Regions from separate parts of the Homo sapiens genome. Here all the other regions are linked to region 4. The links are chromatin contacts, found by Hi-C or POLR2A ChIA-PET in ENCODE. All regions are on one chromosome and are shown on one strand. Each heading gives the region's core, a stretch centred on a gene start or an enhancer-like site at or near the end of the contact. The rest is flanking DNA. Distances are from core to core; before and after follow the strand shown.

The links. Hi-C counts contacts between places; a loop is a spot of excess contacts on that map. ChIA-PET counts read pairs that join two places held with the same protein, here RNA polymerase II (POLR2A). Pooled maps may share reads with other maps.
Region 1: a loop to region 4 is called in a map of heart right ventricle, with 2.1 times the contacts of the local background. The contact joins two enhancer-like sites. A Hi-C loop is called at or near these places in 5 of 168 maps with a recorded cell type or tissue (CD14-positive monocyte, HepG2, Right ventricle myocardium inferior and 2 more) and 2 of 50 pooled maps. POLR2A ChIA-PET finds 5 or more read pairs at or near these places in 3 of 52 experiments (K562, MCF 10A and PC-9).
Region 2: POLR2A ChIA-PET joins it to region 4 with 13 read pairs in HEK293. The contact joins two enhancer-like sites. A Hi-C loop is called at or near these places in 3 of 168 maps with a recorded cell type or tissue (GM12878, HepG2 and Right ventricle myocardium inferior). POLR2A ChIA-PET finds 5 or more read pairs at or near these places in 3 of 52 experiments (HEK293, HepG2 and PC-9).
Region 3: a map of HCT116 shows a loop between it and region 4 (3-fold over the local background). The contact joins the promoter of TIMP3 here to the enhancer-like site in region 4. A Hi-C loop is called at or near these places in 2 of 168 maps with a recorded cell type or tissue (GM12878 and HCT116). POLR2A ChIA-PET finds 5 or more read pairs at or near these places in 2 of 52 experiments (AG04450 and HepG2).

The regions. Positions count from the first base shown.
Region 1 is chr22:32,699,121-32,702,005 of GRCh38, reverse strand. All of the region lies in intron 6 of SYN3 (synapsin III), which reads left to right. Among named protein-coding and RNA genes, the nearest start is that of TIMP3, 100 kb to the left of the region's middle. Within about 2 kb of position 1,373, at least 9 of the 41 ENCODE cell types and tissues checked have a DNase peak (open chromatin) inside an H3K27ac peak, as active enhancers do; they include PC-9 and heart right ventricle, where a contact is called at or near this core.
Region 2 is chr22:32,779,172-32,782,078 of GRCh38, reverse strand. All of the region lies in intron 6 of SYN3 (synapsin III), which reads left to right. Among named protein-coding and RNA genes, the nearest start is that of TIMP3, 21 kb to the left of the region's middle. Within about 2 kb of position 1,423, at least 6 of the 41 ENCODE cell types and tissues checked have a DNase peak (open chromatin) inside an H3K27ac peak, as active enhancers do; they include PC-9, where a contact is called at or near this core.
Region 3 is chr22:32,800,318-32,803,295 of GRCh38, reverse strand. It overlaps TIMP3 (TIMP metallopeptidase inhibitor 3), which reads right to left and starts at 1,591. Exons shown (of 5, transcript NM_000362.5): 1 at 1,174-1,591. The coding sequence starts at 1,294. All of the region lies in intron 6 of SYN3 (synapsin III), which reads left to right.
Region 4 is chr22:32,744,070-32,746,769 of GRCh38, reverse strand. All of the region lies in intron 6 of SYN3 (synapsin III), which reads left to right. Among named protein-coding and RNA genes, the nearest start is that of TIMP3, 56 kb to the left of the region's middle. Within about 2 kb of position 1,434, at least 10 of the 41 ENCODE cell types and tissues checked have a DNase peak (open chromatin) inside an H3K27ac peak, as active enhancers do; they include HCT116, PC-9 and heart right ventricle, where a contact is called at or near this core.

The sequences.
Region 1 (2,885 bases), core at 124-2,623, 45 kb after region 4:
GAAAGAAAATCAAGAAAATACTTAAATCACACACACAAAAATAAGTTCCTCAGTATGGTTTTCTTTGTGTTTTTTCTTCTTATTTCAGGTTCATTGAGCTTCTTGGGTTTAAAATTTCCATTGTTTGGAAACATTTTTTTCATTAATATTTTCATAATTTTTTCTGTACTCCCCTCTCTTCTTCTGGGATTCCAATAACACATAATGTCAGACTGTTTGCTATTGTTCCACAGCTCACTGCGGCACTGTTTGTTTTGTTTTGTTTTTCTGTGCTTTATATTGGGTAGATTCTATTGCTACAGCTTCAACTTCAGTTGTCTTCTATAGTATATAATTTGCATTTAATTTCACTTAAATGTATTTTTCATTTCAGATATTATATGTTTTATCTCTATAAATTCTATGAGCATCCTTTTACATCTTTAACCTCTTTCTTCATCAGCTTCATGTTTTTCTTTATATCCTTGGACATATTTGTAAGACTTAATAGCAGCTTTTTAATGGTCCTTGTCTACAAATTCAACCTTCTTATAATTTCTTGATCTGATTCTGTTGATTCATTTTTCTCCTGGTTATGGGTTATATTTTTCTGCTTTCTTACATACCTGGTAATTTTTTACTGGATGCTGGGTATTGTGATTTTTATGTTCTTAGGTGGTGGATTTTGTTGTGTGTATTTCAAGAATACTAGATTTTGTTCTGATGAGCAGTTAAGTAATTGCATCAGTGGGAGGGCAGTTTCTGTAACAGCTAATTATTCATGGATGGAATCACAAGTCCTCATTGAAGCTTTTTAAGCAAGAGTGTGACTCAATCAACTGTGTGTGTTTCTTTAAAAATCAGTCTTATTATTACTCTGCAGAGAACAGATTAGAAACAACAGTGGATTCTAGAAGGCTAATTCTGAGTCTGTTGAGAAAAGTGATCATGTTGACTTGCTTTCAGGGAAGCAGCAGTTAAGATGGGGCATATTTAAAATATGTTTAGAATTTATAGGACTTAGGGATTGATTGAATGAATATGAGGAGTTAACGAGGGAGAAGTAGTTATCGAGGATGATTCCCATTTCTGGAATGAGCAACTGAGTAAATGATGGTGTCACTTATTCTAACAGAACAGTGGAAATTTGGGGTGAAAAACCATGAGATCTGTTTTGAAGATGCGTTACCTATGAGACATCCAAGTGGTTGATGTTAGGCAGGCTGCTGGTCTGAAGTTCAATACAGAAATCTGGGCTGAGGCTGCTTCCTATTACATGGTGTTTAAAGCTATTTTTCATTTACAGCCTAGAAGCACTGGCCATATGAGTGCTTGTCTAATCCCCTAGAATTGTGAGGTCTTAGAGGGCTGGCTTGATGTGTTTTCCTCTTGTGTTGGCTGATGCATTGGTTGGCACGTGACCGGTGCTTAGTGAGTGTTTATGAAAGGGACAATAGCTGTTGGGGACTCCTTTTTTCATGTTTCTGAGTTTCCCCTTGCCTCCTGGTTGTCTAAAATGTTGCCTTAAATTTCATTGTTCTTGTTTGTTTTTCTAGTCCAGGCAGACTTTTCAAATTAGCATGTTAGTCATTTGTGGAGGGTCATGACCCTCCCTTGTTTACAATAGGGCCGTATTATGTCAGCTCAGAGATCCTATCCTGGAGCTGGAGTTGGGACCAGATAATGCAGGAGCCACATCCCTTCCAGGGAGGCTGCTGTCCAAGGCTTGGGCTACTTGGGCAAAATCTCTCAGATTCCCAAGGGATACTTTAAGCCTGTGGAATTTCACAGACTTCACATGAGCTTAAGACTCTTATAGTCTCCATAGTCAATCCCTGAGTTAACCTGAAAGTTGCCCAAAGGAGGGAGGAGTCAAGCCTATTTTAAAAAGAGGAAGCATCTGAAAGCCTTGGAATTCAGAGACCGTATACAAAATTTCAGGCAGAAATTTTCGATTGTTGGAACAAGCTTTGTTCTAGGAGCAGAGAACCTGAGTTCCGGGCCTGAGATTCATTGTATAATATTGAGAGAACAACTTCCCTTCTCTGGTCCCATTATCCCCCATCTAAAACTAAGAAGATTGGATTCGATGACCTCAAAGTGCTCTTCTATTTATTACATTCAGAGGAATTCTATGTCCTGGGCGGTATGAGTCATAGACCTTGCCTCAAGGTGCTTAAAATTCTAGAACTGAGATGAGAGGTAGACTCTGATATTCCCATTAAGACAGACACCCTGTTTCCTACAAATGCACTTGTATACAAATCTCTCTAGAGGAGAGGCCCTGTAGATGAAAAACAGAATCTTACTTTGGACTTCACAAGTAAAACAGCTTTTAGAATTTTACAGCTTTATCCAGAAATGAATCTTGTATCTTTTTTGTCTATCCTCATCTTTTGAAGGTAAACAAATTGGGCCCCGAGAGCAATGTGACTTGGTCAAGGTCACACAGTGAGTCCATGGTAGAGCCTAACTCAGCACCTACCCCCATCCCTGCACACACACCACCCTAAATCTCATCAAAACTGTTTCTCCACCACTCTCTCCCTTTTGGCACCACCTCCTGTCTCTGCAAGCTCTGCTGTCTCTGCAGTGGAACATTCCTGCACAGAGGGGATTAAAAGAGCAGGGGTGGAATGCTAAGCCTCCCTGCCCATTGGCAAGAGCATTTCTCCTGAACTGAGCCCAGCAGGGTTCAGGGGAGCCCAACGGCCCATGTGGAGGTCTGGGTTGTCAGAACCAACTTCAGCCTACATGCCAGGGGCTGTCCACACCCTGCCCTCCATCACGTAAAGCCCCCCAAAACAAGTACTCCATGGTGGGGGCACTGTGGAGTTTGGGTGTTGTCCTGGAGTCTTTCTGGGCCAACTCTGTCAATGTGCTCCGCCAAGCTCAATGGAGCCACT
Region 2 (2,907 bases), core at 174-2,673, 35 kb before region 4:
AAAAATTACAGAGCCTGAAACTTATTTTGTTTCCTTCTTACTATGGAATTTTCCTTCAGAAAAAAAGTTCTGAAGGGGAAAAAACAACCTTCTGAGAAGATAGAAAGAGGAGAACACATGGAAGGAAAACTTCATTGCGAAATAAGAAATCTTTGACATTGCTTGTCTGTTCTGTTTAAAAAAGAAAACTGTTTTGTAAGAGAATGAAAAAGGAGGAGGAGAAGCATAGTCTGCTGTAAATCTACTCAGTAATCCAATTCTCTGTGCCCAAGAATCCTAAGGCAGTCCTGGAGGAGAAAAGTATCAGAAAATGAACTGGGAGACTCTCAAATAGCAATTGTGTCTCAGCCCTAGCTCAGCCAATCAACAACAACAACAATAATAATAATAATATTAATAATAATAATAATATTAGCAAACACCTAAGTAACACCTCCTTAGGTGTTTGCTAATATAATAATAATAGCAAACACCTAAGTAACACCTACTATGTGCCAAGCACTGATATAAACATTTTATTATTAATTCCTTTAAGCCTGAGCCCAGCCCTGTGGGGTAAGTGCATTATCGTAATGCCAATTTATAGGTGGGGAAAACTGAAACCCAGAGAGGTTAGGTAACTCGTCCAAGGCCATGTAGCCTATTGGTGATAGAGTCAGGATTTAAACCCACATAGCCTTGCTCCCTAAGCTTTGTGTCCTTAACCACCATCATCTATTCAGGCTCTCAGGGATTTATTGAGGATGTACTTGTTCTATAAGGTACTATGCTAGGCACCATGAGGGTGAGAGGGAGGATGATGGAGGAGTCAGATAAGAGTGAATTCCTAAAAGATGGCACTTCCCAGTGAGTCCATTTTCTGTCTGTGGAACCTTGGACAAGACTACGAGCTATTGAGCCTTGCAGGTCTTGGTAGTTCCAGGGCTTTATACAATTTAAAAGGATTTGTTTATTGAAAGGAGGGATGCAGAGAAGGAAGAAGGGAGGAAGGGAGGATGGAAGGGAGGGAGGGAGGAAGGGAGGGAGGGAGGGAGGGGAAAGAAAGAAAAAAGAGAGAGAGAAAGAAAGAAAGAAGGGGGTGAGAGAGAGGAAGGAAGGAGGGAAGGAAGGAAGGAAGGAAGGAAGGAAGGAAGGAAGGAAGGAAAGGAAGGAAGGAAGGAAGGAAGCAAGGAAGGCAGGCAGGCAGGCAGGCAATAATACCAAGTTGCTCTCATTAAGTGCTTATTACGCTGGGTACTGCTAAGTGCCTTACCTACATGAAATCATTTAATCCTTATAATAACAAGCCTACATTGTGGTTAATATTATTATTACCTCCATTTTAAGGATAAAGAAACTAAGGCACAGGAAGTTCAGTAGATTGTCCAAGGTCATGCAGCTGGTAAGTCAGGGAGCCAGGATTCCAACCATGCAGTGTTATTTCAGTGCCCAGGCTCTGAGCCAGTGACGAAAACAGCAAATATTTGAGGTCAAGGTGTAATCCCTCCCATATGCAAGGCACCTGGTGAATTACAAAGCTCTTTGTGGAAAGGCTTCCAAGGGTGGAGATGGGGGCAGAAATTTCCAGGGTCCTCAGCCAGAGATTCTCTGATAACACAGGTAGAAAATACCAAGGGCTGCAGAGATGCGAAAAGGAAACCAGAGCGGCCAACAGCGCACTGCACAGAGGCCCTCTGGTTTTAGAGTCAACTCAGGTGCTGCTCTGTCTCCATCTCCTACAGCAGTTGTCCGATCACCTGTAATTTTAGCCCCCAGAACAACACTCCTGAGACACTTCTCTCATTCACCTCCCGGCACCCCCCAGGGCCAGCTTCAGCCCGTGAAATTCCAGCACAGTTCAGCAAAGCACAGACCAGACATGGCGTCCCACACCAGTGAGCTGGCAGCTGCTTCCTTTGTAACCAGACAGGTACACAAAGAAAAGCAGAGATCAGGGCAGAAGGCTTCGGGCTCAGTCAGGGCAGGCCATTTCTGTTTTTTTTCTCTTTTTTTCTCTCTCTTTTTTTTTTTGAGACAGAATCTCACTCTGTCACCCAGGCTGGAGTGCAGTGGCGCAATCTCAGCTCACTGCAATCTTTAGGGCAGGCCATTTCTCTGTGGGCCTTGGCAAGGCCTGGAGGCAGATGCAGAGGTTTGCACCGCCTCACCATAAAAGGGAGCGCTTTGTTCCTGCTCCCCTGCTGTGTTTGGCTTTTCTGCCCAGGTTATCCCAGGGCAGAATGGAGGTTCGAGTACTTGCCCAACCTGGACCCTTGATGGTACTAAAGCGTGGAGGAGTCGCTAGCAAGGACATCACGGTAGTAACCTGCAAAGTACGTAAGGTCCTGTTTTTCCTATTCATGCATCCCCTGGGGAGACTGGGCATTTGGGAGAAAAGCACAGCTTGGGTTTGATTCCCAGCTCTGCAACTAGCCAGCTGAGTGCCCCTGGGTAAGTCATTACACTGCTCAGAGCCAAGGTTTCCTCTCTTGTAAAGTGGGAATAATAATGCCCGCTTCGGAGAGTTGCAGCGAAGATTAAATGAGACAATCTGGTTTGTGGAAGAAACTTAATGAGGGGTGACTAGTGATGTCTCTTGTATGGTTGCTTCATAGATTTGTTTGTTTGTTTTTGTTTTTCGAGACAGAATCTCACGCTGTTGCCCAGGCTGGAGTGCAGTGGCGCCATCTCGGCTCACTGCAACCTCCGCCTCCCAGGTTCAAGTGATTGTCCTGCCTCAGCCTCCTGAGTAGCTGGGACTGCAGGCGTGTACCATCATGCCCGGCTAATTTGTGTATTTTTAGTAGAGATGGGTTTTTGCCATGTTGTCCAGGCTGGTCTCAAACTCCTGACCTCAAGTGATCCACCCACCTCGGCCTCCCAAAGTGCTGAGATTACAGGCGTGAGCCACCATGCCCGGCTGGTTGC
Region 3 (2,978 bases), core at 342-2,841, 56 kb before region 4:
AGACTCAGTGGAAAATTTCCTTCTCCTTTATGACTGTACTTAAAACACACACGCTCCATTCTTCACCTCTGAATCGACACAGGCAGAGGGCGGCAAGGCTGTCCCACCCCACCGCCCAGCCCAGCCCAGTGCACACACACACACTCTCCCAGCAGAGCCACTGGACTTGCACGCTTTATGGGCTGGAAAGGAGGAGAGAGATGTTTCCCAGATGCCACTCCACCTTTAGCCATCCAAACACAAGTGTCCCAAACACTCCCAGACAAGCCTCCCAGGATGCTCTCGGGGCCCTCCATACACACTAAGGAGTAGGAGGTCTCTTTACAGGGTCTCTCTACTCAAGACACTAAGTCCAGTCTGGAACTGTCACCGTGATGTGACCCTTGGCAGGTTTGTTCTTTTGGTGACAAATCTGTTTTCCACTACCCATTCTCCCCCTCCCCACACACATTCAAGGGGGAAAAAAATAGCCTTCCTGTGAATTTTCACAGCTATGTGGTGAGTGACCCCTCGCACCTTCTGCTGGCTATCAACACTCTCAAACACAGTGCCTCCAGGGCGTGGGTCAATGCCACAGCTTTCTCCTCATTTTCCCCCTTAAATCCACCCAAACTTGGCAGTCCCAGAAGCTCGGTTAGCGCTTGCCTGGGAAGCCTGCAGCTGGGTTGGGTCTCAGTGAAAAGAATGAATTTCATAGGCGCAGGAGATGATGCAGACTCGGAGTACTCCAAGTTTCTCCTGCAACTTTCCGTGCACATGGCGGGCAACTTTTTTTTTTTTTTTTAACTATTCAATTTCCCAGCACTTTAGTTAGCATTCCAAGTTTTGGGAACCCTTTCCCCACCCTTCTCTTCTAGCCCTTCCTCCGTTAGTAGTGAATGGGGACATTTTCCAGATGTCAAAAGGACCGGTAGGAACCTCACGACCTAAGTTAGGAAAGCAAAGGCGGCCAGGGGCTCCCTCAGCCACTGTGAGTTTCCTCTGCAGGGCATCTTCCCCTCTCAGCTATGCCAGCGCCCCCGCCCAAGGACATCGAGTTTCTCCACTCCGCCCCAACCCCGTCTGCCCCTCTCCTGGGGCAGAGGAAAGGAGTGGGGCTCGCCCTGCCTCCCTAAGCAGCGCTGCAGTCCTGGCTGCAGCGTGGGGCTCGGGCGGGGCACCAGGAGCGCTTACCGATGTCGGAGTTGCAGAAGGCGTCCTGGGGGTGGCTGGGCGAGCATGTGCACGCCTCGGCGCCCCAGTCCCCCAGGCTCCAGCTGCCCAGGAGCACGATGAGCCCGAGCCAAGGGGTCATTGCCGCTGCTGCCGCCGCTGCCGGGGCTGCTGCTCGCCTCTCCAAAGTTGCCGTGCGCGCCGCCGGCGGGGCTGCTGCAGCCCGAGCTCGCTCGCCCGCCGGGCCGTGCGGGGCAACCTTGGCCTCCGGCGCGCTGCCCTCCGAGTGCCCGGCGGGACGGGATGGGGCGCAGCGAGGCTGCCTCGGCGCTGGCGCAGGACTCGGCGGGCGGCCTCCCGGCGAAGGAGCAGGAGCTGGAGGAGCAAGAGGAGGAGGAGAAGCCGTCTGAGCGCCCGCCGCCTGCCTGCTGCCCGCTCTGCGCCGCTGCCTGGGCGGCCGAGTGATATAGCGCTGGGCCCCCGGGGACCCCGCCTCGGGCTGTTGGGGCCCGCCCCCTCAGACCAATGGCAGAGCCGCATTACCTCATCGGCCCTCCAAAAAGGGGGCGGGGCCGGGGGCAAGGGGTAACGGGGCGGGGCCGCCCCCGGATCGTTCAGATCCTTATAGGGAATAATGCCGCCGTGGGCACGCGAGTGGGTGGGCTGGGGCGCGCCCGGGACCGGTGCTTGCCGCTGGGTCCTCGGAGCGGAGCCCTCGTGCCCCTTCTCGTCTGCGCCCTGGCCCCACGCCCACCTGGGCCACTGGGTGTCTCTGACCCAAACCAGAACCAACTAACACCCACCCACCCCAGCAGGACCGCTTCCACAGGTGAGGGGTGGCCATGTCCTAGAGACCTTGACTGTGCTTGGTGGAACCAGCGGGGGAATGCTAACTGCTACCCCTCCAGTTTCTCTGGAGAGAGCAGGCACAGAGGAGAAAGACCCAAACTCTCTCTCTTTCTCTCTCTCTCTGGTTCTTACTCTCTGGGATATGGGAAGCCATCTGCTGTTTGCAGCTGGCTATGATATATGATAGAAGACTGTTTTCTGTGCTCTCCCAGAGCAAACGGGGTTCTGTATTCATTCAACAAACACGGTTCAGGATGCTGGGTTAAGCAACACAAAGCCCTTGCCCCCGTGGACATCCATGAATGCACAGGGTGATTTTCTGTGATGCTAGGGCTATGAAGAAAACAAAACAGAGTTCTGGGTTGGACATGACTGGGGAGGGCCTGCTCTCTCTGCGATAGTAAGGGAAGGGCTCCCTGAAGTGCCATCCTCGCTGAGAAGTGGACAAAGACAAGGATCAGCTCTGGGGCAAGCCACAGGAGAGAGGTACCAGGCAGGGGGAACAGCAAGTGCAAAGACCCTGGGCATGTTTGAAAGACAGAAAGTAGAAAGGCAAGAGGAAGTGGTTCCCTGCCCATGGCTGACAGAGCTCCACCCTTCAGCAAGGGATTTGGGGGTGAGCTGATCCAAAACTGTAGTAAAACCAGGAGAACGATCCAGGATCCTAGACGACTAGCTATAATAGATGATTGCAGATAACTAACACAATTACTATCCTTATTATTGACATCTTGATTCTGCTTTGTATTTTTAAAAGCAGGATTCTGTATCTCACCGTATTATAGCTCTCACAATAATCTTTGTGGGTAGGAAAAGCAAGCACAAGTATCACTCCCACTTTCCAGATGAGGAACCGGCACAGAAAGATGGGATGATTGGTGGCCAGCCAGGAACTCGTCACCCCTTTCCACTGCTCCTTCCCATCTGAAGAGAGACATGCATTTCCCTGAACGTCAGCAGCTGTTCCATCTAACTGC
Region 4 (2,700 bases), core at 185-2,684:
GGCCCTGGGCACCTGGGGCTGAACAAGGTAGTCTCTGCCCTCAGGAGCTCATGGTCCAGTTAGGAAACAGTCATCTCACAGACAACCATAACACATGTTAGGGTAGCACTGGACTGGGGGCCCAGAGGAAGACACTGTACCTGTGCTGGAAGAATCAGAGAAGGCTTCCTGGAGGAAGGGACATCTGAGAAGAGCCCAACCCTCACCCAGTCACATCCAAATATGAAAGCCTTCATCCCATGGTGAAGCCTTCACCACACTAGCACCTCCTCATCCCTGTGGTCATGGGTTTGTCCACGCTTTAAGCTAAAGGTAGCTTTAAAATATTATTTAGTCCAGCTGTCATTTCAAAGAGACCCAGAGAGCTGAAGTGACTTTCTCATGGTTACCCAGCTGGATCTACTGAAAATATTGGGCATCTTTTATGTGAAGATTAATGTTTTCTTCTTGGGGATCCATTTCCAATCAGACCAACTGTCTGGGAAAGGGCACCAGCTGGTCATAAAAGTCAACCCAAAGGGGGATTCTTGGAGCTCCTTTTCTTCTGCCCCTTAGGCTGCAACCGTGGACCTGATCCTTGTGCAGCATCTCACAGTCTATGTGGGCTCCTGCAACCCGCTCAGTCCTCATAGCAACTCTGTGAACTGACCGTCACTTAACTTGTTTTACAGATAAGGAAACTGAGTTTGGACAACAATTCTTAAGAGGTGACTATGAAACTGAAAAATTGATTTCAAAAGTCAAAGAGCCCTGAGTCAACATCCAACTTCAAACTGGAAAGTCAATTTCATTACTTAGGAGTAACTGTTTCCTTGTCCTCTCCTCTTTTCTTTTATAAAATTGCCTTCTAAGCAGCAGGAATGACTGGTCGGCACCACGCTGGCTGGAGCGTCTTCTCTTTCCTGCCTTTTGATCCTGCCTCTGTCCTCCTCGCTCTCTTCCTGGCTTTCTGCCTCTATTCCTGTCTGCGTTTCTTTCTCCATATTGCTTTTTTCTCCCTTCTGCCTCTTATTCTCTCCCCACCTCTGTGTTTTTCTCTGCTCTCTATCTGGGTGTACGTGTCCGTTTCTCTCTCTGCCTCTGTCTCCTCTCTTCCCCTTCCCCTCCCAGGAAGGCTCTGCAGGTACTTGGAGGTGCCAAATACCTTTGCTGTGACTAACCCAGGGCCGTGCAGTGGCTGCGTCTTGCAGACCTCTCCGAGTTTCCAGTCACCAGTTCCCGGAGCAGTGGGAGGGGGAAGCTACTGAGGGAATCTGACAAGGCCCCTGCCCAAAGCTGCACATTCCCTGGACAAGAAAGGAAAGAGGATTACCAGAGAAGAGACAAACAGGAGGCATTGGTCAGTGACAGTCCGCCATCCACCCCCTCCACCCCCGAACATCTGGTTTGAAGACGGGTGGAGTCCCACCCTCCAGATGTGCGGCCTGAGGCTGAAGCAGCTGGCAGGAAAGACAGGCGGTGACTTCACAACCCACTTAAGCTGGGGGAGCTGAGGGTGTGCATGGGGAACAGGAGCCAATATCAGTGAAAGCAAAAGTCCAGGCTCTCCATCTGCTCTGGATGGGAAGCTGGGTGCTGGGAGCGCAGAGTTTAGAGAGAGAGAGACCCTCATCCCTGCTGGCTGGATTCAAATCCTGGCTCCTCCTGGTTCCTAGCAGTGAACTTCTGCACCACTGATTCCCTTTCCCAGCCCATCATTCCTAACCCGTCAGAAGAGTGCCGTTTCTTCCCTCACAGAGCCATCCTAACATTTTGATAAATGAAATCACTTCTCTGAAATGCCTAGCACAGAGTGCTGGGTGCCCCGTAAACATTGCTTTCCTTCCTTCACCTTCCAGAAAGTCTTCCTGGACAAGCCCGACTCCCCGGCTCTCCCACTCTCCTCTCTCTGCTCCCTGCCGGTCTCTGTGTGTCTTTTCTGCCTGGGTCTGCCCTCTTGTCAGACCACCCTGCTGCGTGGGCAATCGCCCACACCATCATTGTTCCTGAGCTTGCCCTTGGTGGTGGTGGTGGTGGTGTTAGTTCTCAGCGGGGTTTCTGCCCAACATCCTGTCTCCTTACCGACACAGTGAGCTGCTTCTCCGGGTTGACAGAGTCCTGCGGTAAGAGAGAGACACTCACAGTAGCATGTTGGGTGAAAGCATGGACTTGAGGGTCCACTAGACCCAAATTTGCATTTGACCGTCTCTTACTTATTAACCTGTGAAATGAAGATAAGGAGAGGATTGGGTTCTGAAGATTAAATAGATGAATTTCTTAGCACACTAGGCCCTCAGGAATGGTGACATTTAGCTATTATTACACGGCCTGTTAGCTCACTCGATACCCAGCATACTGTTAGGTAAGAAGCAGGCATTAATGAGTAGAGCTGGAATAACAGGGAACGGCTCTCATAGATCGCTTCCCGTTGGTGATTTGTCTATTACAATTTAGCTTGGACTGGGCTCCTGGGAGTGCCCAGTCTCTCAGACTCAGAATAATTTCTGGAATCATCTAGGTCTGCCATCCATTTCCACATTTTGAAGGGAAAAATGAGTCCCCAACGAGGGAAAGAGATTTGCTTAAACTTCTGGTAAACACGTTCATAGAGTTGTTTGTTCTCTATCAAAATGCAGAGAAGGTAGCATCTGCTCTTAACTCCTGAGGGCACTGATGTACAAGCCACTCTCTACAGTAGGTTTGCACTGAGAAGGGGGAGTG